Regions from separate parts of the Homo sapiens genome. Here regions 2 and 3 are each linked to region 1. A link is a loop called in an ENCODE intact Hi-C map of the cell type or tissue named here. Cell type or tissue: heart right ventricle. All regions are shown on one strand. Links, peaks and the distances in the headings refer to the core of each region. The heading gives the core; the rest is flanking DNA.

Region 1 (10,830 bases), core at 3,246-8,245:
CTCTGCTTCCCCCGTGTTTGCTGAATCCTTGGGCATCTAGGGATGGACATGGGAGGAGAGAGAACATTTTAATGGGCCCTGGCTGCTGCTGCGGTTCCCTCCAGCAAAGTTAGGGCCCATTGGCTTTTTTCTAGAAAGAATATGACTTTTGCTGACAGATGGCAGCAAAAGTCCTTTAATCAAAAACATCCAAGGTCATCAGAACTTTTTCAAGGGATAACAAATGGCCTGCTCCAGAGGGTGCTGTGCTGCTTCCTGCTTCAGTCCACATCCACTTAGGCACTTACTGGGTGTGCAGATGTTAATAGCAGAGAACTTATACACAGGTATCTGATGCAAACATTTGTAACATAGTACTGGAAGTGTAAAGACACTGTCTTTAAAAGGATGGGGGGTGGTGTTACCTCTTTCAGGAAGGTTCTGAAGGCTGCATGGCTATGCCCATGAGGGGAATGCTGGAGGCCAGCCAAGGACATTTACTTTCAGGGGGAGTTCACCAGAGCAGTTCCTGTGAAAAATATAAAGGGAATGTGACACCGGCCTTTGAGGAAAAGGAATTATTCTTTTTTCTAGGCTGATCTGAGGAAGTCACTCTTTTCCTGAACAAATGTCTTTTCAGTATTGCGTTGAACAAATTTTTCAATTGGGAAATATTTGGGGGCAAGGGGAGAGGGGAGAACTAGAATTAAACTCCATAAAAATGAGAATTGCTCTTAGAGGAGGACGTAGAGCAAGGAGTTTCAGAAGGGATCCAGAAACCATAACCCTGTCTGTCCAGAAAGATGTTTCTGTGGAGAAAGACCAGGTGGTAGAGTTTCAAACGGGTATTTCGGAGAGGTTGACAAGTACCTAAAACCATTTGAAGCCTTTAAGCTGGTTGGTGATTATCCTACTGCAGAACCTCCCGGGAATGGGAGGGACCCCAATTTATGTTGGAGTGGTGTGTTGGGGGCACATTTTCTTGGCCTGCAGATCCCTCGTTTTCTTCCCAAGGTAACTGGGGCTGGCTTGCAAGATGAGAGGGAGGAGGGGAAACCGAAAGTGGTTGGCTGCCTCTGGGGACAGGCCTTTTCCTGAGGGGAGAGGAGGAGAAGCCAAGTGACTAGCACAGGGTGAGAGATGGGAGGAGGTAGCTGTGGGGATCGCTTCCCCAGAGCGTGAGCAGTACATTGAGTTCATTTCCCTCCTTCACGATGGCCAACTGCGCAGAGGTTTTGAGCCAAACCAAAGAAAAGAACACACACACACACACACACACACACACACACACACACGCACACACACAAATAAATCCTAGAAAAAGAAACAGAGGAGGCGGGGAGGGAGGGAAGAACCACGAAGGGAAGAAAAAGGGAAAGGTGAAGAGGGACAGAGAAAGAGAAGGGAGGAAGGAGAGAGAGAATGGAGAGAGAGAGGAGGAGGAGAAGGAAGAGAGGAGGCGGGGGAGAGAGAAAGCAGAAGAGGAAAAAACATGGCGCTTGCGAGCTGTATGTGCAAAATCCGCAAGGAATTGCAGTAAATTCCTTTTTGTTTGAAGAAAATTTACAACTTGGTAATAGACCTTTTTATGACCTATTTGCGGTCGTCATTGGCTGCGGCTGGTCATGTGCAGGCGCCGCTCGCCTTCACGGCCTTTTTCCTGATTTCCCCGGCGAATTTCCCCCCGCATTCTGCTTTCCCAGAGCCTCACCCCCTCTTTTTCTAACCTTTGTCTCTGCAGAGGTGGGCTCCAGTCACCGGCTGCGGGATTGCGGAGTCCGCCGCGGCCTCGGCTCCCGCCCGGCGCCCGGCCTGGCCCCACCGCCGCTCACTCGGTCCGCATCGCCGCCACCTCCGGAGCTGGTGGGGAGCCCGGCGAGGGAGGGCCTGGAAGGGGCCCTGGGCGCCGAGTCCCCCGCCGGCGCCGACACCGCCTGCCAGGAGCAGCCGGCCTGCTCGAGGTGACTGCAGCCGCGCGGTTCTGGCGCGGCTTCTTCACCAACATGAGCGGGTCTCTGCGTCCGAGAGTGAGCGCAGCCGGGCAGCGCCTAGTGGATTACAGCAGACGCCCGGACCGACCGCCGCCTGTAGCTCGGCAGCCTTCGGGTAAGAATCGCCCCCTCCCCGCTCCCCAGCATGCCACCAAGAAGCCTGGGGCGCCGACCCCCTTGGGCAGCTCAGTCCGGCTGCTCCCCTACATTTCCCGGGGAAGTGGGGGGTCGCTGTCTAAGCCCCTTCCCCCAATCACTTCGTTCCTAGGGCGTCCCCTGGGGCCTGGGGTGGAGTCCGGCTGGGTTCAGAAGTCTAAGGGGGCAGTATTATTTCAAAAATTCTGAGATACGGGTAGCCACAGACAGGATCCCACTGCCTAGATGGAGAGCCCCTCAATCCTACCCTAGGAAAGTGTATAGACGGGTTACTACTGAACATCTCCACTTTGCTGGGGGTCACTAAAGGCATTTTATATAGAGCTGTGGTTTTTGTGGTTTACCTGTGGCCGTGGCCAGAGGTTCCTGGGAGGCTAACAGGTGTTTTTTGAGGGTTGGGGCTTGGGTGGGGGTGGGGTGAATTCTCTGTTTCTAGGATGTGCTTGGTGTTTGAATCTAGGCTTTAGTGACTGATGCTGGTTAATTTCTAGGGTTGATGGTTTATTGGGCCTTGTGTTGTATGAGATGGAATTTTAAATATTTTTAAATGTTTCTCTAGTTCTTAGAGAAATTTTTAAGCAACTCAAGATAGGCTCTTCCCGCATATGATAATCCGTCAGGTGAATTTGGATTCTTTTATATCACAAAATGAATCCATGTTTTGGGAGGTAATGGTATCAGAATATATGGTGCAGGTCTTGGTAAAAACCCAATAGATCTTTGAGAAATACAAGACATCTCTGTGTTGAAACATCGTGTGTTTCTTATTTGCCAGAGTAGGAAAAGAGTAGATCTTTTTGCTCTCTAAATGTATTGATGGGTTGTGTTTTTTTTCCCACCTGCTAATAAATATTACATTGCAACATTCTTCCCTCAACTTCAAAACTGCTGAACTGAAACAATATGCATAAAAGAAAATCCTTTGCAGAAGAAAAAAAGCTATTTTCTCCCACTGATTTTGAATGGCACTTGCGGATGCAGTTCGCAAATCCTATTGCCTATTCCCTCATGAACATTGTGAAATGAAACCTTTGGACAGTCTGCCGCATTGCGCATGAGACTGCCTGCGCAAGGCAAGGGTATGGTTCCCAAAGCACCCAGTGGTAAATCCTAACTTATTATTCCCTTAAAATTCCAATGTAACAACGTGGGCCATAAAAGAGTTTCTGAACAAAACATGTCATCTTTGTGGAAAGGTGTTTTTCGTAATTAATGATGGAATCATGCTCATTTCAAAATGGAGGTCCACGATTTGTGGCCAGCTGATGCCTGCAAATTATCCTGGATCACTAACTCTGATCACTTACAAATAAGAAACTTGAGTGATTGTTATTTTATTTGGAGTGTTTGTATTTTGTAATTATTTCTCTACTACAGTACAATGACCTTTGAGGTCATTCTTTGATCGGGGTAAAAAACATTCCCCATTGAAAAGCAGGCACCTGGATAGTGGCTTCTAGGCCCTGCCAGGTAGATTCGGAGCAGGAAGAGTCCCTAGGTCGGATGGTACCCGGGTGGGTGTGGGGGTGTGGCCCTGATGGCCAAGCTCTATGTTCAGAGCTTCAGTGCTTTTCCCTGGTTCTGTAGCACAGCGCGCTTGAGTGACTAAAAACCTGGGTTGGGTGCAGGTCCGATTACGCAGCAGAGGTTGATGTCATGGGCAGATTTGGAAGACTTGAGGGGTTCTTTGTAAGCCCCGTGGTAGCATTAATTCTTATTGGAACGAAATGGTCGATTGCATCTAAGGGAAATAATCCACAAATCACAGGAACTCTCGGGCCATTAGTCCACAAGAAAACTAGTTCGTGCTGTTGCCACTACCGGAAATAACCCCATTGTTTCTGTTAACCTAACCAAAAAATGAAACGAAATTTTAAAACGCTGGGACCCTGAGAGCTGAGAAGCCCAGAAGTATAACTCCCAGTGTCCTTGGCCCAAACCTCTGTTCTCTCATAGATCAGGGAGCCGATAGCATGTCCGGGCCTTGGTGACGACGGGTCAGGCCATGAACTGGGCTTGAGATCTCTGGCGAGGACCAGGAGAAAGACGAAGCTCGAAATTATAAATGTGGCCAAGCACGAGAGCTGAAAACAAAGCGTATTTTCCCGTCAGATGTTTCTACAAATAAATTTCGCCAGAGTTCTGTTTTCTGAATCAGAGAGGCAAGGGAAATCGAACAAAGACAGTATTTCACCCTGGGCTGGCAGGCAGCTGTTAGAGGTATTTACGGCCTTGCCGCAGTGCGGCGGCCAGGCAGCCGGGTAGGGTATGCGGGGGCACCGGAAGCTGGGGAGAAGCCATGAAGAACTCAGAATTTCAACTTAAATTCAATTTAGGGTCACGTTTTCGGAAATGGCGTGAACAGATGCCCTCTTTCTAGGGACTGGTCCTTTAGACTTGATAGTTTTGCAGAATGAGGGAGAAGTTGTGCTCTCTGGATGTAGGATGGTTTTCCCCGCCTTGAAGAACGACTCAAAGGGAAGCGGTGCCCAAGATGTGACATTTCTGATCCACATAACAACCTTCAGAGTGTTCATTGGCAACGAGGAGATGCTGCTTGTTCGGCGGAATAGGGTTTGCAAATCAGAAAGGACAGTTGAAGCTTTTAATACATGTTTTCCTGAAAAAGAAAAGTGTGTTTCCTGCTTCTTGAGATGAGGTTCCCAAGCTCCTCTGCATCCAGGCGTAGAAGCAGTGCGCGGTACCTTATCCGCACTGCGCGGTGCAAGCCGGCCGCACAGCTCACGGTCCCGCAGCGCCCGCCACACACCCGCGCCAGAGGTCCAGCGCATGTGCAGTGAAATGGCCTAGCCCGGGAATTCGATCGGCAAAGCACGGGTGTGGGGGCGGGGGGGTGGGGGGGGGCGAGTGGACTCGAGCAGGAAGATACACCCGATCTTTCCATTCTCCCTCCGTCAAGGCTCGCTACTCATCTTGCCTTTATCTCAGCCTTCCCTGTATAGCTGAACAGTTCTACCTTTGGCTACATTTCCAATCATTATGACTTATCACCTCACCCCAGTTTAAATCTGTACGCTAGACATAGGCTGAAAATACGAGACGAGGGCCAAAGGAAACACTCTTCTTTCCAGTTTATATATATATATAGCATATATTTGCCCCTCGGGGAAGGCTGTAGATTTTTTTTTTTCAGCCTGCTGCTACTACTTTGGGAAAAGGCCTTTTCTCCTGGCGCCTGTTCAAACCGCCACACTTCAGGCCAATCCTTCGGCCTGACCATTCCCGGATCTTGTTATGCCAGCACAGCACATTCGAGGGCTCTGGGGGGCAGCAGCTCGGCGAAGAGCAGTCAAATAAATAAATAAATAAACAAATAAATGAACGGACATATAAGGGCTTTTCCCGCCTGGGTTCGCTTAAATAATGGGGGACAAGCGCCTCTGGGCCACGAGCTTGTTGTTTGTCCTGGGATGGGGGGTAGGGGATGAGAGGTGGCCTCAGGTCCCTCTTGCTCCTTCCAGCCGCCCCAGGGGACACTGTAGAACCAGCCTCTGGTGCGGGGAGACCTCCGCCTGCCGGAGGAAGTCCCAGCCTCAGGTTTCCGGGGCTGGTGGTCTCCCTGCTCTGCTGTCTGGCGCCTCGTCCAGGAGGAGGCGCTGTAGGACAAGCGTCTCGCCGGCTGCGGCGGGCCGGGGAGGGCGGGAGCGGAGGGATCGGTACCCGCTCCTCCCTTCCCGCGCACTCTACCTCCGCGCGCCAAGTGTGTGGGGCCTCGAACAAGGGTCGACGGTGCTGCGCCCCGTCCCCCAAGGGGTTCCTTTCCCCAGACTGGCAGTGGAAGCAGCTCCGAGGCCTGGGAGCCTAGGGCCGTTCCGGGTTGGCGGGCCACCTCGCTTTCTCCGCGCTCCCGGAGGGGGCGCGATTTCCTCGTGCTGCGCTTGTAGGAGCAGCAACTTGAATCCTGTGTGGGGCAAGCTGGGCCCAATCCGCGGATCCCAACCAGCCCCTCCCGCTGGGCCGTGGGTCTCGTCATTTACCTTGCCCAGGATTCCTGGTACCCAGAATGGACAGCCTTGAAAAGCACATCCTTTAGTGCCTCCTCCAACAGGCTGATGGGCCTTGCCCTTGCTCACTTAGAACAGGACCTGGGTCCTGGGACTCCCTGGAGACTCAGAGCTTGGGTAAATCCCATTTGCTCTGCAGCTCAAGAGAACTAGCCAGATGCGCATGTCTACTCCACACCACCCAACCACTCTTCTATCACCACTTCGCTCATTTCAGGCCTTTTGTGGGCTCCACTGGGCACTCCTCGCACCAGGTTCAAGAGCCAGCGACACCTTACTTAAATAATGCTCTGACCCAATCCCACTGATCCTCCGTTATCTCTTGGCAATGCAGTCTTTTGTCCCCCTCTCCCCACCGCCTTCTCTAGGGTAATGATTCTCAGTGAAGACCTGCATCAAATCTCTTGTTTATAATGCAGGTTTCTGGGTCCTATCCCAGACCTACTGAATCAGAATATCCAGATATGGTACCCAGAGACCTGCATTTTGTAAACACTCCTCCGCCCAGGGCACTTGGGCTGCATACTTATGTTTGAGAACCACTGGTCAATTATCTCTCCTGCTCCTTTTATGATCCTTTGTTCTCCAAAGATCAAGTTCCCTCTAACCCTACAACTAAGCATCCCCCAGAGCTCTTAGGGTTCCATCCAGGGTTGTGGTTTTTAAGGTCACCACCCTATAGACTGAATACTTACATTTTAGGGAAGAGGCCGTGGATCCCTTAACTTTTGGCTTACAGATTTCAAAGACAGCAGGTTGTGGGTTCAGACTGCCATGGTACCACTTACCTATTGCGTGACCTTAGGCGAGTACTGCAACTCTCTAGACCTGTTAATTTCTTTGAAAAGGAGGGATAAGAGTACCTTCAAGGGTTGCTATGAGAATTTTTACTTACTTGCAATTCTATATGTCAGGCACTATTCTAACTGCTTTATGTACCTTTAACTCACTGGTTAAGTACTTAAACCAGTGTTTTGCCACATACCAAGTATTCAATACATACATGTTTCTTATTATCCCCCTTTTGCTGAGTAATCAGGCCTAGACTTTTAGAGCAAAAGACCCCTGGTTCACTCACCAAATTTTTGAATTCTATGGAGGAGAAGACAGGCTTGAACACACAGGAAGTAGCAGACTCAGGAGAACATAGTTCCGTGACTTAACCTATTGCTGTTGTGGGCCACATAGTCCTGGCCCATTGGGTCTCAGTGTCTGGCACCTAAATGTATCAGGGTTACACCAGGCAGAAAGTGGCCCTAACTCCTCAGTGGGCAGGTATCAGGTAGGGGAGGCCTCACATTCACACAGGCACATCTTCGACTCCCACAGATGGCTTCAGGTCTTTCCTGAGAGCAGGCCCATTTATCCAGCTCCTGCAATCACCTTCTCCATCACCACCCTGTCCTGTCAGTCACACCCACTGGGCTGGTTGTTCCTCTTGTTATTCTATAGCCCCAGGGCAAGGACCCTCCTTAGTCTTTTAAAATCTAGGGCAGGGTAGGAAAGCAAAAGACCAACAACAGCCAAGGAAGCCGAGGAGCCCCACCTCCACTCCCCCCAACCCTTCTCACCCCTTTAACTGCTTGTGCCCCAGGATCTGGGTTCCAGGGCAGCAGCTGAGCCTCTGCCCCCAACATGTGTGGGGGTTGTAGCCAGAAAGGGTATTTTTATAACTCTTCATAAAAGATGTACGGAATTTAAAAGAATTGGAAGGGTCAATGGAGAATTGAGGGATAAGTCCTCACCCTTAGTTCTGGGTCCATGACTTCTGGCTACAGACTTTTTTCATGAGAGACTTAGTAGCTCTTGGCCAAGCTGCTTTGCTTGGCTTAACCAGGAAGTCCTCCTGGGTCAGATTTTCCCTCAAAACGTACAGTTTCTTCTGCTACCAACCTTGTCAGGCAGTGTTCTGCCTACAGCCTAGGGCAGCACCTCCTGTTCCAACAAATCTTGGTTCTCCTAGTACTTAGGTAGCCACCTTAGCCTCTTCTGCCCTTCTTGGGACCACTGGAGCCTTATTTCTAGCCTCCGCTCTGCTCTCAAACATCTTGCTCCAAGCCCCCTCCCCTTTTGTTTTGGTCTCTTCTCTCACTATTGGCCTTTTTGTCTGGGGTCACCTCTGCCTCCCTGGGTCCTCAAGCCAGAGCTCCAATGAGTGACTCCACTGGGGCAGAGGGAAGTGGGCAGGGAGAGAAATGTTTCTGTTTTGGTGATAGAGTATAGTGCCAGGAATATAGAGTTATGTTTCTCTCATGCTGGGGACTCCCTGTTCAGTCCTTCTCTGGCTATACCCCCAGACTACGTCCTTAAGTACCAGCCCTGGGCAGTCTTCTTTCTCCACCTGCCCCGGCCAGGTATTCAAAGCCCCACCTATCTCTTCTGGTTGTACAAACATTTAGTTTAAGAGGAAAGCTCCACCCCCCTTTAGGCAAAAGGCCTCTTAAGAGCCAAAATGAGAATATTCTTTCCTGGAGCCACCTAGCAGGGGCCCTTAGGGTGGGCAGAGGGCTGACTTTCATTACTTTTGGAGTAGAGCTGCTTCCTCCCGGGACCCCTTCACTCTCTCCTCCTTCCTGCGAGCTACTTTGGCTCCCAGGGTTTGGAGGAGCCCTACAAGGTGCCCTATCTCATGGGAGCTTCCTAGGCTCTTTTTAGCCACATGGGGAAGGACAGTACCTACAGTCCCACTTTACCTATAAATTAATTCCTTCTAGGTTTTTAAGAAGGCTCAACTTGTCTTTCCCCACTGCCTCTTCCATTATCACCACAACCATTGCAAGTTCTTGGGAAACTCCCCAACAAACTGGCACATGCTAGCTCTGCTCTTTCCACCACTCAGCTTCTCTCCCCCATTTCACCCTTTCTTTCATCTACAGAAGACCAGGAGGAGGGGAGGAGAAAAGGAATAGGGGAAGGAGGAGACAAAAGAAGATTATGAGAAGGTGGACCCTTACTCTCTCTTTAATCACTTTGCCTCGCTTTCCTAAGATCAGGACATAAATGATGTCTGCCTCAATATATTCCTTTCGTCTCTCCTTTTCTTTACTCACAGCTACTTTTCCGTTATTGTCTAAATATACAGAGTAGGCTATGTAATTTTATCTTTTTGTGTAGGCCACAATAAAGGTTGCAAGCATGTCTCAGTCACCATGCTTCATCACCGTTTGTTCAAAGAATGTCTACCTAGCCCTAACTGGGTACCCATCACTGTTTCAAACACTATTTCTCCTCAGTCTTATCTTCTCGTTACCCCATTCTCATAAAAAGCTCATCACAATTGCCTGGAAACTAATATGTACTATGATTAATTTCTTTCTTTCTTGGTTTTTTTTTTTTTTTTTTTTTGAGACAGATCCTAGCTCTGTCGCCCAAGCTGGAGTGCAGTGGTGCGATCTCGGCTCACTGCAACATCTGCCTCCTGGGTTCAAGCGATTCTCCTGCCTCAGCCTCCTGAGTAGCTGGGATTACAGGCACCCGCCACCACACCCGGCTAATTTTTGTATTTTTAGTAGAGATGGGGTTTCACCATGTTGGTCAGGCTGGTCTCAAACTCCTGACCTTGTGATCTGCCTGTCTTGGCCTCCCAAAGTGCCGGGGTTACAGGAAAATAAAGAAAGCTCTTCTCAACCCCTCAAACTATTATTATTATTTTACAGCTGCTCATCTAGTGCTAACCAGAATCAGAAACATGTTTTGAAGAGTTTATCCATTTTTAAAAACAGATGCCATCAACCATAAAAGAAAAATATCTTCCTACATGGCTAATGAAACAAAAAAAGGAGAAATGGATGCCTTACAATCCAGGCTAATAGCCCCCTGCTTTCTAGCTAATGACAGTGAAATCAGGAAATGGGTTTGAAAATGCATGTAGAATGGGTGGAAATTGGGATGCAAAGAGATCTTTGTATGAAGGGATCTCTTTTATGGGCTTGATGGGTCTTTCTGATGGGAACAGTTGCAACTGAATTTGATTTAGAAATCATATGTGTGTGTGCTCTACAAATCTCCACAGAACATCCATTATTTTCATCAGAATAGTCAAAACCACACGTTTTTACACTGTTTGGTGGCAACTCTGGTGGGCTATTGAAGGGTGCTGGGGGGTCAATTCTCTTTTTATTTATGCTCCTTGGTGGGAGCTGAGGGCATCTTTCCCTCTCTCTTACCCCCACCCCAGCCTCCCCCAAGCAGAGAATGCCACATTTTCCTAGAGAGCAGCTTCAGGCCCAAGCTCTTTCCTTGGCTTTCTCAGCAGGACAGCGGCAGTGTACTACTCTCTCTTCCTCTCTTAGGCTCTCTCCCTGGTGGGGGCAGCAGTGTGGGTGTGGGGGTAGTGCTCCTAAAACTCCCACCCAGTTTTGAGCCCCCAAAGTTCCTGAGCCTTAATCACTGTGCTTGGAGACACCATGGGAGTGGGGACATCTGACTTCCTAGGCTTGGATTCCTTGAGAGTCTCATTTGCTTCCTCACACCCTGTCGCCTTCACACCAGGGCTGTTTTATTGTTTTATAACCTTCTTTGGAGCTTTAGTTGCCAAAGATTCTAATGAGGCTATTCTCCACTTTCTCACTTTACCAAACCCCAAGTCTTGCTGTGTTAAGCAGTTTGGTCACTTGCAAAGGCTTTCCTTTCAGATCTAAGCGAATTACAGAAACCTCTAGGCATGTGGCTACCTTCAA
Region 2 (10,830 bases), core at 2,251-7,250, 670 kb after region 1:
TCATTGACCTGCGTCTTCTTCTGGCCCTTCTTGTGCTTCTTAGCAAAGTGCATGTTCCTCAGGAACTTGGGGCCCACCCTTTTAAGAGATTTACATCTTTGACATAGGGTTTTCTTGATGCCATTTCTGTTCTAGTTGTGTGTAGTGTGATTCTTGGACTTGGCCGTGTTTACACAGTAGCCCAAGGCTCCCAAAGCAACTAGTAGCGGTAGAGAAAGCGTCCACCCTGTTTCTTTGTGCTATTTCTTATGTCTGTTATAGCGAGAAATAAAGTAACTTATAAAATATCTTCAAAAATTGTTATTGTATCCTCCCAACAAGGTGATAAGATAGATACTAATATCTCCATTTTACTGACAAGGAAACTGAAACGCAGGAAGAATACATCCCTTCTTGAGGTCTTGCAGAATCAAGGCCTTAACTGAAGTCCTTTTCCTTCAACCCCAGTGTTTTTTTGCCATTTTGGCTGCCTTTATGGTCTTTTACTGGATTTTTTTTTCCTTTGGGTATTTCACAGTCATCTCAAATTGAATTTATCCAAAATGGAATTCCTGATTTCTTCAAATTGCGTCCTTCTCCTGTTTTCTATATAAGAAATCTGGGAGTCATTTTTGATACCTTGTCTCTCTCATTTTCCCATATCCAATCCATCACCACATTATGACAATTATACCTCCAAAACACCCCTCTTGCTACTTCTATCTGGTTTAAGTACTCTGGATATTTATTTGTTAAGTAAGTGCTGAGGTGGAATATGTGCAATTAAGAAGGATACCAGGAAGACAAAGTAGCTGGGAAGTGAGCTAGATTTCCTCTTAAAAATAAAGATTTTGAAAGGTCTCTTCAAAAAAAAAAAAAAGAAGAAGAAGAGAAAAAGAAGAATTAAGCTCGTGAGTCATATTAATATCTTAAATTTTCATTTTAGTTTCCCTAGGTGCAACTGAAATTCTTTCTGGAACGAAGCAGTTTAAATTAAATCCATTGTAGTTTAATAATAAATGAATGCCTTAGATCAATTATCTAGTTTTCTTCTCACAACTAGACTCTTAAGCATAGGCAAACAGATGTTATTATAATTTATGGATTGAAAACTGAGGTTCAGAGAGGCAAAGTGACTTGCCCAAGGTCACACAACTGAGACTAGACACCAGAATACTCATGCCAGCATGAGTGTTTTTTCCTAGTAAGCTCTGCTAACTTCTGTAACACATCCTGTCATCATATTTTAGTGCTGAGACAACACCAAAATAGAGTCTAGAAAATGTGGCACATATACACCATGGAATACTATGCAGCCATAGAAAAGGATGAGTTCATGTCCTTTGCAGGGACATGGATGAAGCTGGAAACCATCATTCTCAGCAAACTAACACAAGAACAGAAAACCAAACACCGCATGTTCTCACTCATAAGTGGGAGTTGAACAATGAGAACACATGGACACAGGGAGGGGAACATCACACACTGGGGCCTGTCAGGGAGTAGGGGGGTAGGGGAGGGATAGCATTAGGAGGAATACCTAATGTAGATGATGGGTTGATGGGTGCAGCAAACCACCATGGCACATGTATACCTATGTAACAAACCTGCACATTCTGCACATGTATCACAGAACTTAAAGTATAATTAAAAAAATAGAGAATAATATAGGAAATTCACTGATTTAGCAGAAACCTGTGGCGCATACACTGGCTCAGAAAACATAGTTGTTGTTGTTCTTCCTCCTCCCCCTCCTCCTCCTCATCTTCTAGAGATTGTGTGGCACACTCCAACAAATGAAAACAAAGACCTTAATAAGAAATTTTCCTTATTGGTAATATGACAATTCTGAGTAGGAAAGGAAAAAAAAAACCCATAATGGCAGATTTCTATGATACTCTTTTGCACACTGATTCTTTCTGCCATGGATACAAATCTTGCATTAAGTGACTATCAGTCTTGCTGAACCTTCACTCAAAATACCTTCTGAAAAACTGTCTTTTCTTATGGTCCTTCTTGTAGTTAGAAACTATGTCCTCTAAAGAAATTCAAGAAGCAATTCAAAGCAATTTTTTCATTTACTGTTTACAAGGATTGGGTTGGGTCACTCCAAAATATAATCTTTTTTTGTCAGCTCTATAGCCTAGGTAAAGTATTTCTTTTCTCTCCAAGTGCATGTCATTGAAAAATTTACCACGAGATTCCTAAAACCTGGGTCTTATGCTACAGTGCACTCCTAGAGTGCAAACAAAGGTAATGATTTAGAAAATCTCTCGGTGATGTGGATGAGAATGAGTGTTAGAGCAATCCCTAGGCAGCAGAAAAAGACTCCAGTGCTTACATAGTCCTAGTGTGCACACATGGCTTCTGCTGTAATTCTTTTTTGTTAAAACTTACCTGGCTTTGCGCACGACCTCAAATGTGGTGAATTCTAGATAACACCTAATATTTATTCATGCCATTGTCAAGAGCATCTTTGCAGTTCTTGCCAAGGTCTGTCGTCGAATATGTTTATCCAGCTGCATGGCAAAAACGTAATACACAGTCATCATTTTACTCAGTCACCTACTCAATATTTTCTTCTATAATTAAGTTAACTCATAAATATCACACTTTTAATGCGAGAGAGCCATGGTTCATCCAGCCAGTTGAATAGTTGTTTGTCCATTATCTAATGTTGCCGGGCACTCAGTCATTTCATTATGGAGTTTGAAATAATGAAAATCATTGCATTTACTTAACATGCACAGTAAACAGACCAGGATCCTTCCAAGAGCTCCTTTATTATGCAGTGCAAGGCCATAGAGGAAATTTTGTAAGAAGCACAAAGAACTGTGGGGGCTGTGTTGGAAATGATTTTGGTGTATACAAGCAAATCTGCTCTAATTGTCTAAAGCCAAGGACAGAAATGCTGGCTCGATTTGCAGCTGGCACAATTTCTGGCTCAAGCAAGTAGAGTTGCAAATAAATACACAGATCTTGATCTTGCTTATACCCGATTCACTACCAGCTGTGCCCATGACCCCTCTAGGCTATTTCTATGTACTATGGCATTTTTGAGACCCCTTCCTCTAAATATCCAAACGCAGTCTGGTTTTTTAAAGCAACCTACGGCAGGTCTTACACATTCATCTCCATAGTATAAAGATTAAAGCTTGAGGACAAGAATCTGCCTTTGCCCTCCAATGCCAGCCCTAGTGACAATAGCATAATATGCATCCACGTGGTTACCCAGCCCTAGAGACAAGGGACATATTCCATAGGATCATAGTGAAATCACCTTCTGAATGGAGTATTTATAGCTGGCACTGCCGGGCAGTTATCTTGTCTAGAATTATATCCAAATTTTGCTCAATCATTCTGGGAATAGCCTTGGTTAGCAATTGCTCATAATGTCAATGCTTTTGGAAACTTTTTACTGTCATTTTATTGTTTTTATTTCAAAAATAAAACTTAAAGGAGCTTGAAAAGTAGATTTTTAGATGATCACACACAGGCCTGATTTCAGTAGTTTCAGTTCTGTGCGTTTTACTTTATATGCACCCACTGAAATTAGCCAAAATTAATCCATATTTGAACAAAGACTATGGATACAAATGAGCCCTAACTTCCAAGACTACTCAGTGAAGTACACTAGCTGAAGCGTTTCGAATGCATTGGCCCTGGGAGGCGAGGAAGTTATAGCAAACAACATATGGGCTCTAAAATCTGGAACTATCCAAGACAGAACAAGAAAGCTATTTTCACTTTCCTTGTTCCATTTTTTTCCTCCAGAAGATGAATGATTTCTAATCACATTTTACTCTCATCTTTAGAGCTGGATCCTGAAAGAACCAGGTTGGTTTAAAACAGCTAGTGAGTTTGCAGCCCTGTCTTATGATTACCTCATGCATTTGTGTCATCTGCTTTCCTTGTTGTGTGAAAACACACTGAGGAAATGTGTAAGTCCACTGAATTGTTCCAACTCTTTTATTCACCTTTCAGCATGCTAGTTCCTTCCCTTGGCATTGATATCATGCATTTGTCAAAGATAGACTGTCACTTTAGGGCCTCTATTATGTGCAAGAATTGGCAGCAAATTTTACCACTGGGATTTGCTTATATCCTCTGTATGTTATTGTACTTCTTTGGCATTCAGTAAATTCCGTGCACCCACTTCTTTGATGTGCATTCCAGCCCCTAAATGTGGAAACAATGACTAAAATTTTGGATCAAAGCATCCCATAGATGGCAAGCAACACAGCTCTCTGATAATTCACTAGAACAGAGAGCATCTCCCCTCCCCCACTAAATCTAGGCCAATAGTCCTTCAAGAACAGCTCTGGCTTCCCCAGAGCTGCAAGGGCATGTGAGGAAGTTGAAGAAAACGACTCCAGGGTTTTAGTAAAAGGAAAGAAACTAAACTGGATAGCTCTTTGGAAGCTCCTGGCCATTTCTAACTATAGGGAAAGCAAACCATTGTTCAAATTCCTTCACCACATTATTTTTCCTGGTCCTGCTCTAACTAGCACTTGAACTGGGCCAGCCTTTTTTCAGCTTGGAAAAAGACCTATTTTCTCTATCACGTCAGCCTCACAAAATGGCCCAGATTTTTTTTTAAATGAATCTTTAAAAGGAGAGTTAAAAGGCCCATGAATTGAGGATTTTTTTTTTACTAATTGAAAAATCACAGAACTACCAAAATCTGAACTGGTAACTTTTGCAAACTGGAATTAGCTGTCTGGAACACACTTTCAATGTTTGCTTTTGCTTTACTCCTGGAATGCCTGTGCAAATAATTACTTGATTCAATTTACTTCACAGGTCAACTTTGACTCATAAAAGTAGTAAAGCAGGTAACCTCCCAGGGATGCTGGGAAGACAGATGAGCAAATAGATATAAAATTGTTGTAAGTAATTAGCAGGGGTTGGGGGTATTTTATAAATCGAGCTTATTTTATGGTTATGTTTTCACTTCACACCATTTAGTGTCCAAAATGTGCTCATTATAATTAATACACAATGTTGAGAACTATTATAGAAGTACCATATTCCTTTTAAATATAGTGAAGAAAATAATTGTGTTTGAGGAATCTCATCCTGTGTAAATTAGAATTCCCAGTAAAGTGGCATAATTGAAAATTGGGCTGACTGCATGGAATGGGGAAGAGAGTCATTTTAGCACGATAGTGCATGTTCCATCAAAAGGTAGTGCACCAAGGTGGCGACTGACAGCTCTTAAAATAAGTTTCAGATTCTCTCTCTAGATAGGAAGTTTTTAACTGCCTGATATATGCAATAGTGACATCCAGTGGTTGTAGAGATAATTACAAGTGTATCTCATTTTAAAATATAAAATGTTTTATATTATAATCAAATATTCTGTGTTGTCCAATATTGTCTATATTTTTTATTTGGCAATATGCAAGTCAATAATTCAAACTATATACCAAGTAAAGCAAAATGCACTCTGTTTATCTACTAAGCAAATTCCTAAGTCCTATTATTATCTTCTTGTCTTTTAATTTTACTAAAATTACAGTAAGTCTACTCTCCAAGGGTCTCTCTGGCCCTCCTAAGCACACCTGGATGTTTTTACAGGCATAAATGGGATGGTGTGCATACTACACACACAGCAAAAGTGGGAACTGCATTTTACCAGTAAATACTGGAGAAAAGGCATCTGTGATCCTGAACATGTTCATTGCTGCAGAATTGCTCTAAGAAGTTCATTAAGATGTTTTCTAAGTCATTGAAGAGAAATAAGGATTCAGAAAGAAGAAAGGAAAATAAAATGAAAGAAAGGGAAAAGGAGGGAAAAAGGAAGGAAAGGAGGAAGAAGGGAGGGAGGGAAGGAAAGAAGGAAGGAGGGAAGAAAAAAGGAAGAAGGGAGGGAAAGGAAGGAGAGAAGAAAGATGACTATACATTGATCTTTATTAAGGTTTGACAATGGAGATATTAGCCTCCAAAAGAAATTTTTGTTTGTTGTTTGTTTTTTTCGATGGAGTCTTGCTGTGTCACCAGGCTGGAGTGCGTGGAGTGCAGTGGCATGATCTCAGCTCATTGCAACCTCTGCCTTGTGGGTTCAGGGGATTCGCCTGCCTCAGCCTCACAAGTAGCTGGGACTAGACACCCAGCTAATTCTTTTGTATTTTTAGTAGAGACGGGTTTCACCATGTTGACCAGGATGGTCACGATCTCTTGACCTCATGATCTGCCCGCTATGGCCTCCCAAAGTGCTGGGATTACAGGTGTGAGCCACCGCGCCTGGCCAAGAAATTATCGTTTTAAAATGCACTTCAACTGCCAGGAAATTAACTAAGGCAAAGATAAAATTTTTTCACTTAAAAAAAAATCCTCCTGGCACACCTGTAGTCCCAGCTACTCAGGAAGCTGAGGCAGGAGGATCAACCACTTGAGCCCAGAACTTCAAGGCTGCAGTGAGATGTGATCACTCCACTGCACTCCAGCATGGACAACAGAGTGAAACCCTTTCTCAAAAAATAAAAATAAAACATTGAAAACAACTGCTACTACCACAAAGTACCTAGAACAGAACCACTTACAGGAACATGCTTCAAAAGCATCTCTCTCCTCCATGATGAGGAGGAAATTTAACAGAAGCCTGTGATGTCATATTGGCTTGTATGTCAATGCTGAGCACACCAGGTGACAGCACACCAACTTCCCAGAAGCCACACTAGATAGACTGTCATCTGTGTCAGGCTGTTCCTCAACCTTAGAATCCCTAACTGTTGGAGGTTTTCTTCCCTCAATCACCTGCCTTTTTGAAGCTGGAAACCATCATTCTCAGCAAACTAACACAGGACCAGAAAATCAAGAACCACATGTTCTCACTCATAAGTGGGAGTTGAACAATGAGAACACATGGACACAGGGAGGGGAACATCACACACCGGGGCCTGTTGGGGGGATGGGGGGCTAGGAGAGGGATAGCATTAGGAGAAATACCTAATGTAGGTGATAGGTTGATGGGTGCAACAAACCACCATGGCACGTGTACACCTGTGTAACAAAACCACACATTCTGCACATGTACCCCAGAACTTAAAGTTAAATAAATAAATAAATAAATAAACATTCTCAGAATGGGAAGAACTTAGAGGCGCCCTCTTCCATTTCTTGCTTGCTGGAGGAGAAGAAAAAATCAAACAAAACAAATAAAACAATTAAAACATCAACTCCAATAGAAGGTACTAAAATCGATATGTAACTCCATAAACACACACACACACACACACACACACACACACAGAAAATGTGTTGGATTGGTAGAGCATGTGTGCATGAGGCCTGTTATTTGCATTAAGCAAAGAGCCCTAGGACAAAGAGAAAGGAATAGCCTCCTTTCACTCTGAGAAATGATACCCATTTGTGTCAGTGAGAGTTAGGGGAGAGGTGCATTGAGACAGAGCAGGTGAGTCGGCAGCCTTTAAGCAGGTTGGTTTGCTTTAACAAGGGCTTTGAACTGCAAGCTGGCTTATGCAGATACTGAAGTCAAATACCGCCCTCCTACACACTGCTCTCAGAGTACCTTCCCTCGGAGATTGCTCTGGCTTCTTGCTTCTCTTAGTCATTTTCACAGCACGACTTCATTGGGATATATGGAAGATTAGCATGCCCGGGTCTCACCTCTCCCTTTAATTCTGCAGGAGTCTGGCTGGGCTAGCTTTTATCTTGTGCTCCCTGGAACCCTGACTGGATGATTTCTGAAGTCGAGCTGGAGCCCATCTAGAGGGAAGGTGAAACTTCTCCTCAGCATGCAGGGCCTCCTGCACCCACACTGCCACAGCCACCGCATTACCAGCTCCTGCCAGTCTGAGGAGCAAGAGGCTGGCATGAAGAATCAGTTCCATTCTTTCCTCCCTAAATTTAGAAAAAGCCTGTTTTGCAAAGCTTTCTTCAGTGTTTCAAGACAAAAAAAAAAAAATTAAGCAGTTGCACAACATGCATATCTTCTCCTGGCCTGCAGCTCCAGGTATAGTTTTACTATGGTATATAATCTAATAATCCATTTAATTTCTTTAGAGAGATGTTATATATACAGGTGGCATTTGGATGGAATCACATGCCATAAACCTGTCTGCTCCTATCCAGGTTCAGAATACAGAAGAAGAATCTGTTTTACAGGCCTTCTAGAATTTTTACATGGTCAGTTGGCTGGTTTTTGTATTCTGGAACATATGAGAGCATCTGCAGGGAAAAATATATATAAATCCTATAAAATGGTGGCAGGATTTCTGATTTACTGATAGTGCTGGTTTGAATTTTCACAAAAATATTTAGCTACAGGACAATGTATTAGGCGTATTCTTAAAGGTAAATAACTGCAGCCAATAAAAGTTCGGCCTATAAAGGGTCCCATCTTCTACTAGTTTTCTGCACCGAGAATTACTACCAGTATAATCATGGCTCCCTGCACACTAATATTTCCTCTGATACAGTATGATCAATGTTGTGGAAAAACATTTATTATATTTCTTCTAGCTACTTAAAGGCATTACTGAATTATGGGCATCACAAAACGAATCCACTGTGCATTTTTTCTTTATGTGACGTTTTTACAATCTTCATTTTCTGCTTTGCAGCCACTGAGCTATAGAGATCCACACTTCATCCCTCTTACAACTGCCACTGGGGCCACCCTCTCCTTTCTGCTTTATTACGTCTGAAATGCACTTCATATGATAACATTCCTTTTCATTCTGTACTGGACTCTCATTTGAAAGGAAGAAGTTATGAAAGAAATTAAACAATCAGTGTCGTTAATAACAGTTCTTAATCTCCTTACTTAACAAAGGTTATGAAAAAAGGACAAGGGGAGGAGATGGTAACAAACAAAGGTAACATAACAAAGATGGTAACATAACAAAGGTTATGAGAAAAGGACAAGGGGAGGAGATGGTATTTTACAGATCATTCCAGAAGAGCTGATGAACTCTGAATGGGTGTGGGTTTTTCAGTTTTGACATTTAACGATTTTATTAACATCTTTGCTTCTTATGCACCTTAAATCCACAGGATATGCAGCTGGGAGCGAGTGTCCAGCCAACAGCCCGTGTCTCAGGCCCTGCCAGGGGATGAATCAATTAGCAAGAGAAGCAATGATGCAAATGCTCCGGGGTCACTTGGGATGCTGTTTGCCTTTTTGATAGAGAAAGCACACCATAAATAACATCACACCTCAGGAAATCATTCCAGGAGGCCCCGATGCTGGCAGGGCTGCTGCCAGGGACGGAAGGAATCGTTTGCTCATTGTGTGTATTTCCCCCAGCTCAGTCAATGGGAGATTTGTAGTAAAATCAAAGTATTTAAAAGGAGGACAGTATGTGGTAACAGAGGCATGTTTAGCAATTTTTTTAGTACCAGAACCTGTGATTTATGACCCAGAGTTACAGCCAACTTTATTACAAAAATGACTTCACCCATAATAACCTTATTCAGGGCCCTCTGATGAATGATGTAGTATCCAACAGCATTATAATCTAGTAAATATTCAAACACAATTCCCGCCTCCGCCTCATTTCCAACCAACCCCTCAGAAGCAGGCTTCCCCCTTTACCTGCTGGGAGAAGTGGGGTCCTGGGTAAGGCTTTGTGCTCTGTCTGTGGGAGTTTGCCTGGATCAGGCATTTATACTAAGCCAGGACAGAAAGTGACCTCCTGGGGTCTCAGTCATATCTTGTCCAACCTTGTCCCCTGAGGAGTAATGAGCAGAAGACACCCACTCACCCTTCATTTCCTCTCTGTGCTGAAACTTATTTCCTCCCTGCATTCCCCCACTCCTCCAGAGCTCAGATCCCCACCACCTGAAAGGAGCTCCAGTAAGCTCCCTGACATTTTTAATTGCCATGGTAACTGAGGGCTGCACTAAAACCGCCAGGGCTGGGTGTCCAAGCAGGGTCCCCTGGGCGTACCGGGATCTAGAAACTAGCCCTCCATCTTATTAAACTCCGGTGTCAGTTCCTAGCAATTGTTTTAAATTTACACCCTCAGAGTGGCTTAGTGGGATTACATGTCCATTTGCATTAAAACAGTTTTCTGTCATTAAACTGCCATACAATAAGCTTCCTTGGGACAAATTAATGAGCTCTAAATATCATCAAGTAGAAGTTCACTTCAAGACAGGCAACAAGGAGGGGGGTCGGAAGGAAGTGGCTGCTCAGAATCTCATGGCCCAGGAGAACGATAAGTGCCAACTAAAGAAGGGTCTTGTCCTGTTTCTTCACTGCACGATAAGTGGTCCTGATTTAGAGCTGAATGGGGAGATTTGGCAATATTCTCCCTGTTCGCCAAAATCCTATAGCTCATCTTCTATTCCTTCTTCCAAATATGACTTTACCCTTGACTTTGCTGAAATTTGCTGATGAAACACTGACCTCTTGTCTCAGTGACAATGTCTCAGCCTCATTTTCTTTGTCCTGTAGTTTCTCTGTCCTTGAGGAACTTGCGTGCATCCACGTGGCCTGGGAACAACACGCACACAACGCAGCACTATGTGTAGCTTGAACAAGTGCTCCCTAACTTTGTTAGTTCCCACACACTTTGCTAAAATGCATGTATGATTGCTACTGAACTGTCTGGGTCCTCAGACCTTATCGGGACCCTGGAACACGAGTCCTGATCAGGAGCACCTTTCATGGTCATCAGGAGCAGAATAGGAACAGGGAACAGTTTAGCTTCTAAGACTGAATTTGTCCTGCTCACAAGAATCACCAGAGCTTGTCCTCACAAATACATATGTGTGTCTAAGTAGAAATTTTTCATTAACACCAAATAAACCCCCAAACCTTCCCTTATGTAAAGGAAATAAGACTGGCTGCTAGACAGACTTCTTGATCCACAGAGGCTG
Region 3 (10,830 bases), core at 3,700-8,699, 130 kb after region 1:
ATACTTCCATTGAAGGCATCTTCAGTTCTCTTCCTCTTGATTAACCCAATCATCTGAATTCCCCCTCCTACCCACCCCAGGGGTGGTAATTAATGCATCATTATATTTTACTACTTCTTTCATAGAAATGAAAAATATTAAAAGGCTTAGATGATTTGTCTAAGTTTTATTTATTTATTTATATATATTTTTGGAGACAGAGTCTCGCTCCGTTCCCCAGGCTGGGATGCAATGGCATGACCTTGGCTCATTGCAACCTCCACCTCCCAGGTTCAAGCAATTCTCCTGCCTCAGCCTCCCAAGTAGCTGGGATTACAGACATGTGCCACCACGCCTGGCTAATTTTTTGTATTTTTAATAGAGACAGGGTTTCACCATGTTGGCCAGCCTGGTCTTGAACTCATGACCTCAGGCAATCCTCCGGCCTCGGCCTCCCAAAGTGCTGGGATTACAGGCGTGACGTACCGCACCTGGCTTGTCTAAGTTTTAAAACGAGTATCCACAGTACAGCACTCTAATTCTTACTGTGGACAGCAGTACTATGGTTTTGGCTGTCAAGCATATATATGCTTATATATGTCAAGCAAATATATATATATATATATATATATATATATATATATATATATATATATATATATAGTTTTGTTTTGTTTTGTTTTTTTTTTCTGAGACAGGGTCTCACTCTGCCTCCCCGGCTGGAATGCAGTGGTGCAATCACAGCTCACTGCAGCCTCAGGCTCAAGCAGATCCTCCCGCCAGGTGCATACCACCACGCCGGGCTAATTTTGGTATTTTTTGTAAAGATGGGGTTTCACTATGTTGCCCAGGCTGGTCTGAAACCTGCCTCAACCTCCCAAAGTGCAGGGATTACAGGCGTGAGCCACTTCGCCTGACCTCAAGCATATTTTCTCCCATTTTCCTTCTTGTCACAGGCCACATTTCCCCCTGGCCTGGTAAATCATTCAGCCCATTCACTTGGACAAAGTACTTAATCCAGAGTGAGACCATGCAAGCAAGGACAATTATAATTCTTCCCTGAAATGAATACAGCATAAGGAAGTTGGAAGAGAGTAACTCTCTTTACTGTTGGGTTGCCAAGCCTGGAAGATGTCAAGTTGGTGCTGCTGGCTGCTATTTTTCCTGCCATCTGAGAGAAGGCATGTCTTCAGTTAAAAAGAATAAAGCTGAACAGAGATGAGAGATAGAGAGCTGAAGGACTAAGGTATTGGTTCCTAGAACCCTCCATTCTGTTCTGTGAATTATTTCTGTATCTTTTCTTCCACTATGGAGCAATAAAATTAAACTTTCTTAAGCTGAGTTCTATTGTGTATTTTTTTTTATAACTTGCAACCAGAAAAGTCCTAATACAGTTCCTGTAACTGTAGATAAGACATTACCACCAGCAGCAAAGAGCAGGCAATAGATAGAGTAAAAAGATTCAGCTCCCTACAATATGGTAAAGCTATGAAAATGAGGCAACATATAGGCTCAAGGTGGAAGAATATTTTGGAAATTTAGCATCCTAATATCTTTTGAAAAGCAGTTAATATTTGAATAATCTAGGTCCACTACAATCAATATTGCAGGTATTTCCCAAAGCATGGTCAAATATGCCATAGTTTATGTGACAGTGTGCTAGCCTAAAATAGGGGGTAAGAACAGAAAGCAAGAAAAAGGTAAGAATGTAACAGTCCTGAGTTGGTTATAATTTCTTAGGAATTATAAGGGGAGGAAAGGAGTTGAGGGATATAAGGATGAATGACTGTCACATTTATCTACCCTTTTAAAAATATCTTTGTAAACCTTATATATTAGATTGCTTATAGTTGTCTACAGTTTGTTTCTAAAGCAGTAAAGACTATTAACAGAGGAACTTAAGGCACTGAAGCATAACATTGTTACAGATATGGTTTGGATTCGTATCCCTGCTCAAATCTCATGTACAATTGGAGAAGAGGCCTGGTGGGAGGTGATGGGATCATGGGGGCAGATTTCCCCCTTGCTGTTCTCGTGATAGTGAGTTTTCACGAGATCTGATCCTTTAAAGGTGTGTGGCACTTCTCCCTTCTCTTTCTCTTCCTCCTGCTCCACCATGGCAAGACATGCTTGCTTCCCCTTTGCCTTCCACCATGATTGTAAGTTTCCTGAGGCCTCCCAGCCACGCTTCCTGTTCAGCCTGCAGACTGTGAATCAATTAAACCTCTTTTCTTTATAGATTACCCAGTCTCAGGTAGTTCTTTATAGCAGTGTGAGAATGAACTAATACAGTTATTTTAGTGTTTTTAACTGTATTAACACTCTATTTGGGTTGATTGATTTAACTATAGTTAATTCTGTTGATGAGGTATGAGGGAGTAATTTGATAAAAAGGTCTGAATTTATATATTGTTCTTAAGTAAATAGTAATTTTAAAGGAATCATAGACAAAAATGTTTCCTTGCTGACACCTTTTTAAAAATAAAACGTTTACCTTAAAAATATTAACATTCTGTCAGAGAAAATTAAAAGGTAGATAAAATATCTTAGTATTTTAATCTTAATAAAGTATATATTCATCATAATAACTGCTTATTTTCTTACATTTAATACAGTAACATAAAAGTCTAGATTAGGGACATGAAAATATTCTATAATAGTTTTGCAAGAAAGTGATTTTATTAGGGCAAACAATAAGACTGTTAATGTCATGCATTGATATTTTATTTAAAAAATTGTGTAATTATTTTTTTAGTAACATATGGATTCCCCAGCACTTTTGTTTTATAACCTCATTCTTAAAAATTCTGGTGGCTTGTTTTCTTGTATTTCCCTCAATTGTGGTGATCTTAAACAGATCTTCAGTTTTAAATCTGCCGTTCGTTCTAATACAGATGCGTAAATATATTTTCTCCAGTTGGCTATTTATTACAAAGACAGTTTATTTGTGGGCACCATAAAGACATCTGCATTTTACTGAACTTAATTTTTAGTAATAAAGACCTCCCACATTACAGATTCTTTCCAGCCTAAATGTGCCTGTGTGGGAAGCAAAAGAACCATCAGTCAGGGGGAAAAAGTGAATCCATATGGTGCTGATGATTCTGCTTCCCTGGCTAAAATGAAGAAAGAGTTGAGTATCGACAATGCCCCCGGCACATCTCTGTTTTTTTCTAAAAAGCATGCTGCTATGGCTTGAATATTTGTGTCCCTCAACAACTCATATGTTGAAACTCAATTGCCACTATGGTAGTATTAAGAAGAGGTGGGGAATTTAGGAGGTAATTAGGTCAAGAGGGCTCTGCCCTTATGTATGGGATTAGTGTCCTTATAAAAGAGGCCCAAGGGAGTTTATTTGCCCCTTTTGCCCTTCTGCCATGTGAGGACATGTACAAGGTGCTATCTGTGAGAACTGGGACCCCCAAGACACTGAATCTGCTGGTGCCTTGATCATGGACTTTCCAACCTCCGAAAGTCAGGGCAGTATATTTCTGTTTATAAATTATCCAGACTAAGATATTTTGTTATAGCAGCCCTAATGGACTAAGGCACTTGCCATAATAAAGATGATTGGTGTCAGTCCCAAACCAGTACCTTCCAGCCAGCTCAGTTCATGCATGTATCATGCATCAAGCCATGGGTACTTAACTTAAATTTTAAGGGCACATTCTACTTTGCCTCTAATCTTGCTCTGTTTCTCTTGCATCTGTGTCCAGTCTCTGGCTCTTTCCAGTCTCTTCCACTTTGGGGCTCACTTCTACCCTTTGGATATGTTTGATTTTGGTTTCCCCAGTTGAATCTTCATTACTCTCTAGGGACTTTGGCTCAAGTTCTCACACAGGCCCTATGATATGGAGAAATCTTAAACTTCAAATCTGTCAAAAAGTAGTCAAAATATTGTGTCTTCAGCTTTATAAAAATGACAAACCAAAATTAATAATAGAACTTAAAGTGATGATATGTCTTCTTCATTATTACAGTTATACATAATTCTCCACTGTGAGGAGAACAGACAGGGCCTGAAAGCTTTTCTTTTGATTGATAACAAAGTATCTGGAACAGCTCATTTCTCTTGGTCAATAATACCTATGGGATGAGGAGGAAATTGGATCTCATGTATTCTTTACTATCAGTGTTACCTCTCTCTGCACAAACAAGAAAAACCTATTAATATTATCTTCCCTGTATTTCTACTATTCACAGCTGCTTGTCAACTCTGAATTTCAGCTATAGAGAAGACACTACTTCCTAAGACGCTGCTGTGTTTATGTCAATGTAAATTATTGGGTAAATTTAAATGCTGTTTAAGAAGCTTCCTTTTGCTGAGGGAGATGAAAATATGACTTAACCTTAAAAAAATTATGGGGCTGGGCACAGTGGCTCACGCCTGTAATTCCAGCACTTTGTGAAGCCAAGGCGGGCGGATCATGAGGTCAGGAGTTCGAGACCAGCCTGGCCAACATGGTGAAACCCGGTCTCTACTAAAAATACAAAAATTAGCCGGGCATGGTGGCACGCACCTGTAATCTCAGCTATTTGGGAGGCCAAGGCAGGAGAATCGCTTGAACCTGGAAGGTGGAGGTTGCAGTGGGCCGAGATCACGCCACTGCACTCCAGCCTAGGTGACAGAGCAAGACTCCATCTCAAAAAAAAAAAAAAAAAAAAAGAAAAGAAAAGAAAAGAAATCATGTTAAGATGAGGTCCTGCTGGATTAGGGTGGGGGTCCCTAACACAATGACTGGTGTTATTTCTCAAGAAGAGAGAAATTTGAACACATTGACACACAGGGGGAATGCCGTGTGATGTGGTGGCAGAGATTGGAGTGATGTATCTACAAGCCAAAGTACATGGAAGATTGCCGGCAACCCCCTTCTCTGGAGCCTTGCAAGACAGCATGGCCCTGCTGACACCTTGATTTCAGACTTCTAGCCTCCAGAATTGTGAGAATGAATTTCTGTTGTTTAGCCAACCAGTTTGTGGTAATCTGGCAGCTCTAGGAAACCAACCACGCTAGTTAAGGAGGCAGAATGAACAGTAATAGAGATCTACGGATATAAAGAATGGAAATATAGCTTTCTAAATGTCATGGACAGTAATTCTTAGAATACAGGTTTCCTCTGCAAAAACCTAGTAAGCTGTCTGACTTTTTGATTTACTGTGTGATTTAAAATGAGTTACCTCACCTCTCTGAACTTGTTTCTCATCAGTGAAGGGGGCTTTGGGTTACCAGCTCTGAAGCCTGTCCCACTTGTAATACCACCAATCTGTAATGCATATGATTTTTCTTTAATTGTGTAATTTAAGAAGCTATTAGGTTAAGACAAAGTTACTCAGGGAATTTAGTTTCTCCTCTTCCTGCCCCGTTCACCCCCGAAAGGTGAGAAGTGTGTGAAACTAAAGTATCTTATTCTCCAAGCTGAGCATCATTTCGGGTGTATGGAGTTGAAGGACAAATTACCTTCTGGCTTAGGCGCTGCTCAAGCCTCCTTTCTGCCAAGCATGTTTGAATAAACAACAACAACAAAAAACACTAATGTCTATCCACGGACTAATCAACCCAGCAATATAATGGAATAGAGGGAATTCATGCAGCCTTGAATCTGGTCCTTGGAGGACTGCCTGGGCAGGCAGTTTAAACTCCTTAAGCCTATATTCTTATCCGTAAAATGGCGATAATATTATTACTTTAATGGGTTGTTGAGAAGACGAAGTCAAATAGAATATATGTGTATATATATGTATATATGTGTATATATGTACATGTGTACATATATACGTGTATATATTATATATGTGTGTATGTGTGTGTGTATATATGTATATATGTGTGTGTAGATATAGGTATATAAGTGCCTGGTATCCAGTGGGCGTTTACAAATGTTACTCGGTTACAAAATTCTGGCTTACAGAAAGGACGCTAAAAATCTCCCAGATTCCCCTGCCAGTCCCCTGGGTGGGAGACGAGTCGGGTACTTCGCTTCCACCTGCGGGCCCCCAGCGCAGAGCCTGGAATTGGCTGGACGGAGCTAGCCGCGCCGGCGCCCCGTAGGACGGCGCGGGGGCGGGGCCGGCGGAAGCGCTCGAGTGCCGTTGTCGGCTGCGCCGGAAGTCCCTAGCCAGGCCTGGCGGTAACCTTGGGGGCCTCACTGCAGCCGCCGCTGCTGTTGGAGTGGGCTTTGCGAGTCTGAACGTTGGCGGGGCTAGGCTCGTTAACTGCCGAGAGCCTCCGGGTTTGCGGTGGAGGACGCTGAGGCCCGTGGGGGGCAGGCACCCGGGCGCCGGGCCTCCCAGCCGACATGTCTCTAGTGGCGGAAGCCTTCGTCTCCCAGATTGCAGGTAGCGCGGCTGGCCGCAGACCCAGAAGGTGGCGGCGCGGTCTCGGGGAGCCGCGTGGGGTACAGGGCTGGAGCTTTCCTCCAGCCTTGCGGCATTATACGCTGAACCCGGCCCGGATGGTGGAGGCGGGCACGGACTACCAACCTTATCTCACATATGGGAAAACTGAGAAGGAGACACTTGGCCAAGGTCACCCCGCAGGAGCAGGAGTCCCGTCTCCTTCCCTTGGGCGGTACTTTGTCCCACCTCCCCATTCAGTTGGGAGGTGCTGGAGTATGAGGGGGAGGCCTTGGATTGGGATTGAGGTGGGGGGCGTTACCACAGGGGCAAGCATCTGAACGCTTCAGTCTAAGAGTGGTGGCAGTTTCTGGGTCTTGGTACTCAAAAAGTTTAAGGTGACTGTCACTAATCAGTTGTTACCTATTGTTGAGGGAACACCAGACTTCTTGCTTCGTCTCCCAGCGACACAGTAGTGCCATTTGCTAAGACTCTAGGAGTTATTTATTTATTTATTTGTTGAGACGGAGTTTCTCTTTTGTCACCGAGGCTGGAGTGCAGTGGCACAACCTGGGCTCACTGCAACCTCCGCTTCCCGGGTTCAAGCGATTCTCCTGCCTTAGCCTCCCGAGTAGTTGGGATTACAGGCGCCCGCCACCACGCCCGCGCGGATTCATGGAAAATTTTTAAATCTGCATGTACTTTAAAGAAATACTTTTGAGTCGGTGGACTGAACATGACTGATGTATATAGGTTTGTAATTTCTCTTATTGAGGTTTTTATTTATTGTAATGAAAGAAATTAAATATTGTTGAGAAAGTGAGGAGACTAAACATAGGTACTTTGAGATAGAGGCTAATGGAATTAGTCATAACTCCCTAGCAGTGTTTTCAACATGAGTACAGTAATGAAGACAGTCACCACAATAAATAGGTACATTTGAAGTAATAAGATAGTATTTTGGAAATGGGAAGTACAGAATGTGTCATAAAATTTGCCGGAATGTTTTTCACTGCTTTGCGTTTGTGTGAACGTACATTTCTTTTTTTTCCTTCTTCACTTAAAAACATTATTTTTTAGAGGAGAGAAGCTCCTACTAGATTGCAAGCTTCCTGAAAGTAGGGATCAAACTTGTTTTGTTCCCCATTGTATCCATAGTCAGTTGGTGCTCAATAAATATTTGCGACCCAAATCAATGACTAATCTTGAGATTTCAAGCAATGATTATTTCTGCTTTTACCATTTATGTTGAAACAAAATCAGGCTTATATAGTTAGATCAGCGATTTAATTTAGTTTGCTACTATGTTGAAAAAAAAAACTTCACAGTGTATGTTGAGTGGTTCACTGTGTGCATGTGTCCTAATATGTGATTTCTTTTAATGAGAAAATGATGAATGTCTTTTAATAAACTTTGGATACTGCTTTAAGTAGTGACGTTTAAAAATTTCTAGGCATTTTGTCTGTCTGCCGTCTTAGCTATTTGTAGTGATCTGTTACTCTAGGAGGAAGCATTTAAAAATGGATAATTCAATAAATGGTGTTGGAACAACTACTAAGTCATTACACCACATGAATAAATTCCAGATTGATTAAAGATCTAAATATAAAACAACAAAATTGTAATAAAATAATTAGAGGAAAACATAGATTATTTTAATAATCCTTGGATAGCAGAAGAGGCCTAAGCAAAACTTAAGAATTCATAATCCATAAGAGAAGAAATTGGCAGATTTGATTGCCGAAAAAATTTTAAAACTTTGATAAAAGACATCTCAAGTTAGTACAAATAAGAAGACAAACCAACAGAATCAAGGACAAAGGATTGGAACAGGCATTTCACAAAAGGGTGAAATATAGATGGACAGTGAACAGATGAAAAGATGTTCTCTGTCCCTAATAATGTATAGCATCCTCCCACCCCTGCCATCAGATGGACAAAAGTGAATATGATTTCTAGTACTAATAGGGCATGGGGAAAAGTTACTCTCAAACTATTGGGTCTGTAAGTTAGTATTACTTTTTGGGAACGTAATGTAGCAATATTTATTAAAATGACATTCTCTGGCCTGAAAATTCTACTTATGGGGGTTTATCTGATAGAAATGTAAAGACCAGTACTTAAAGAAATACACAATGATATTAATTGCAGCATTATTTGTAATAGCGAAAAACTAGAAATGTTTTAAATATATGTCAAATTATTGTACACCAATCCACCAATTCCACTTCTGGGCATGTATCCAAAGGAATTGAAATTGTCTAAGAGGTATGTGCAGTCCCATGTTCATTGCAGCAGTATTCACAATAGCCAAGATATGGAAGCAACCCAGGTGTTTATCAGTGGATGAATGGATAAAGAAAATGTATATAAGATACAATGGAATACTATTCAGCCTTAAAAAAGAAGGAAACCCTATCATTTGTGATAAAATGGATGGATCTGGAGGACATTATGCTAAATGAAATAAGCTAGACATAGAAAGACAAGTAGTGATCTAAAATCTAATCTTTTTGGGGAAATCTAAGAAAGTTGATCTCCTAGAAACAGAATAGAAAGGTGGTTACCAGAGGCTGAGGGGGACAGAGGTGAGAGATGGGGAAGAGGAATGGAGAAGAGATGTTGATCAAAGGGAACAAAGTTTGTTAGACTAGAAGAAAAAGTTTTAGTGATCTATTGCACTGCAAGGTGACCACAGTTAATAATAATGTATTATATATTTCAAAATTGCTAAAGGCTTAGATTTATAATTTTCTTACAAAAATTTAAGTTGGTGCGGTGATGGATATATTAATTACCTTGATTTATTCTTTCTATTCTTTGATTTATTTAGTTCAAAATATCACGTTGTACCTCCTAAATGTACAGTTATTATTTGTCAAAAACATTTATACAAAAATTATGGTATGGTCACATTTTTACAGATCCAAAAATGAAGAAGTATATCTGTTAAATACGTTGTCTTGAAAGCTATGGTTATATTAAGTAAAAAGTTATAAAATAATATCTATTTTGTATGAACTCATGAAATCTATATAAACATACATATGTTTATATATGTTAAGAATATTCAACTAATTGTAACTAGCGATTGGGATAATAAAGATAGATTGTTGGTAGAGGGTGGAGGAACTATATTTCTGAATTGTTTGAATTACTATAGTGAGCATAGTTTACTTTTGTAATTTAAATGATTGTAATTGTTAAAATTTATAAGATTATGTTTTGCCAAGAAGTGAAAACAGGAGGCTGCCTTAATCTGTTTTGTGTTGCTATAACAGAATACCACAGACTAGGTAAGTTACAAAGAAAAAAAATTCAAGTCTCACATTTTGGGAGGCAACGAACTCCAGCTTCAAGGTGCCGGTATCTGATGCGAGCCTTTGTGCTGCATTATCCTGTGGCAGAAGGTGGAAAGGCCAGGGAGGGCAAGAGCCAGGGACTGAGAGGGCTGAACTTGCTTTTACAACAACCTACTCTTGGGATAAAGAGATGAATCCATTCATGAGGGTGGAGCCCTCATGATCTAGTCATCTCTTAACAATCCCACCTGTTAATACTGTCAGAATGGTAATTCCATTTCAGCATGAGTTGTGAAGGGGATATTCAGACTATAGCAGTGGTTAAAGTAATAATTTATCGGAAACCCTGTGTTTGACTTGTAAATGACTTATAAATGTGACTCAAATCCAGCAACTATTCACAGTGTTCTGTTTCTGGTAGTACAGGTTGGAGTTATGTATCTATATAGATCTGTTATAACTTAAGTAATTATGAATCTGTTTTTGTAGTTGAGAGCTCTAATTTTTAGTGTATCCAACACTTTGCTTATTACCTTTCCTTCCTGTGGACATGAGCTAACACTGATTATTTCTTTTGGAAACATTTAAAGATATCTGGCATCTCTCTGTGGTATTCTTGAAGTGACTTCTTTGAGATCCTTATTCATAAGGATATCTTTTTAGAAGTCTTCTCTGAACTCCCCAGTTTAAGTGAACTGCTTCTATCTCCTTACTACCAGTATTTCCCTTGCCAACTTTTCTCAGTTATCGTTCCTAAATAGGACTTATTCTGTCCATTTCTACTGCTGTTACCTTAGTTCAAAGCTTTGTCATTTTTTGCTTAGATAACCATAGTAGTCTCTGAATTGATTTCTCTGCTTCCAGTCTGGCTTCCTTCCAGTAGAGTCCATACACTGCAAGCCTCAGTGGGTTTTTTGTTTGTTTTGTTTTATTTTAATTTTCCTTAAAAAAAAAAAAACCTCCTCTTGTTTTAACATTTTGTTGGTTTCTCATTGTCAGTAGGACAGCCTCATGTCTTGTCACTTCTTTCCTTGCCCCTTGCCTGAGATGTGCACTTTGCTTGAATAACTCCTGTTCATCCTTTAAGACTCTGGGCACCGTTTTAACCATTTAATGTAAGTCTACCTGACATTTTTTTCCTGTCAAATGAGAAAGGTTTGTTGTCTAGTTTTTTTTTCCTGATAATGATAATGATATGTTGCCATTATGGAAAATG

The links. A loop is a pair of places that touch in the nucleus more often than their neighbours do. Peaks named below come from ENCODE experiments on the same cell type or tissue, not always from the same donor. Only the 100,000 strongest peaks of a DNase experiment are listed, where the experiment ranks them.
Region 2: it touches region 1 in a loop (6-fold over the local background); 17 of 110 quality-filtered maps call a loop at or near these places.
Region 3: a loop joins it to region 1, with 4 times the contacts of the local background. A loop is called at or near these places in 15 of 110 quality-filtered maps.

What each region holds. Positions count from the first base shown.
Region 1 is chr2:176,134,915-176,145,744 of GRCh38, forward strand. It overlaps LOC401021 (a long non-coding RNA gene), which reads left to right and starts at 1,698. Exons shown (of 2, transcript NR_148241.1): 1 at 1,698-2,085; 2 at 4,083-5,477. HOXD-AS2 (HOXD cluster antisense RNA 2) reads right to left here and starts at 2,184. Exons shown (of 3, transcript NR_038435.1): 1 at 1,707-2,184; 2 at 405-508; 3 at 1-36. In heart right ventricle, for the core only: CTCF peaks have their summits at 5,747 (motif pointing right) and 5,948; a DNase peak (open chromatin) is centred at 5,837; H3K4me3 peaks cover 1,067 bases; H3K27ac peaks cover 2,706 bases; H3K27me3 peaks cover 4,914 bases.
Region 2 is chr2:176,809,696-176,820,525 of GRCh38, forward strand. It overlaps the pseudogene RPL29P8. Among named protein-coding and RNA genes, the nearest start is that of LINC01117, 180 kb to the left of the region's middle. In heart right ventricle, for the core only: a CTCF peak has its summit at 5,276 (motif pointing left); no DNase peak of the experiment used is centred there; H3K27me3 peaks cover 457 bases.
Region 3 is chr2:176,263,355-176,274,184 of GRCh38, forward strand. It overlaps MTX2 (metaxin 2), which reads left to right and starts at 6,088. Exons shown (of 10, transcript NM_006554.5): 1 at 6,088-6,315. The coding sequence starts at 6,276. RefSeq lists enhancers at 5,729-6,356, 6,357-6,982 and a silencer at 5,935-6,024. In heart right ventricle, for the core only: a CTCF peak has its summit at 6,293; DNase peaks (open chromatin) are centred at 6,167 and 6,894; H3K4me3 peaks cover 2,221 bases; H3K27ac peaks cover 1,268 bases.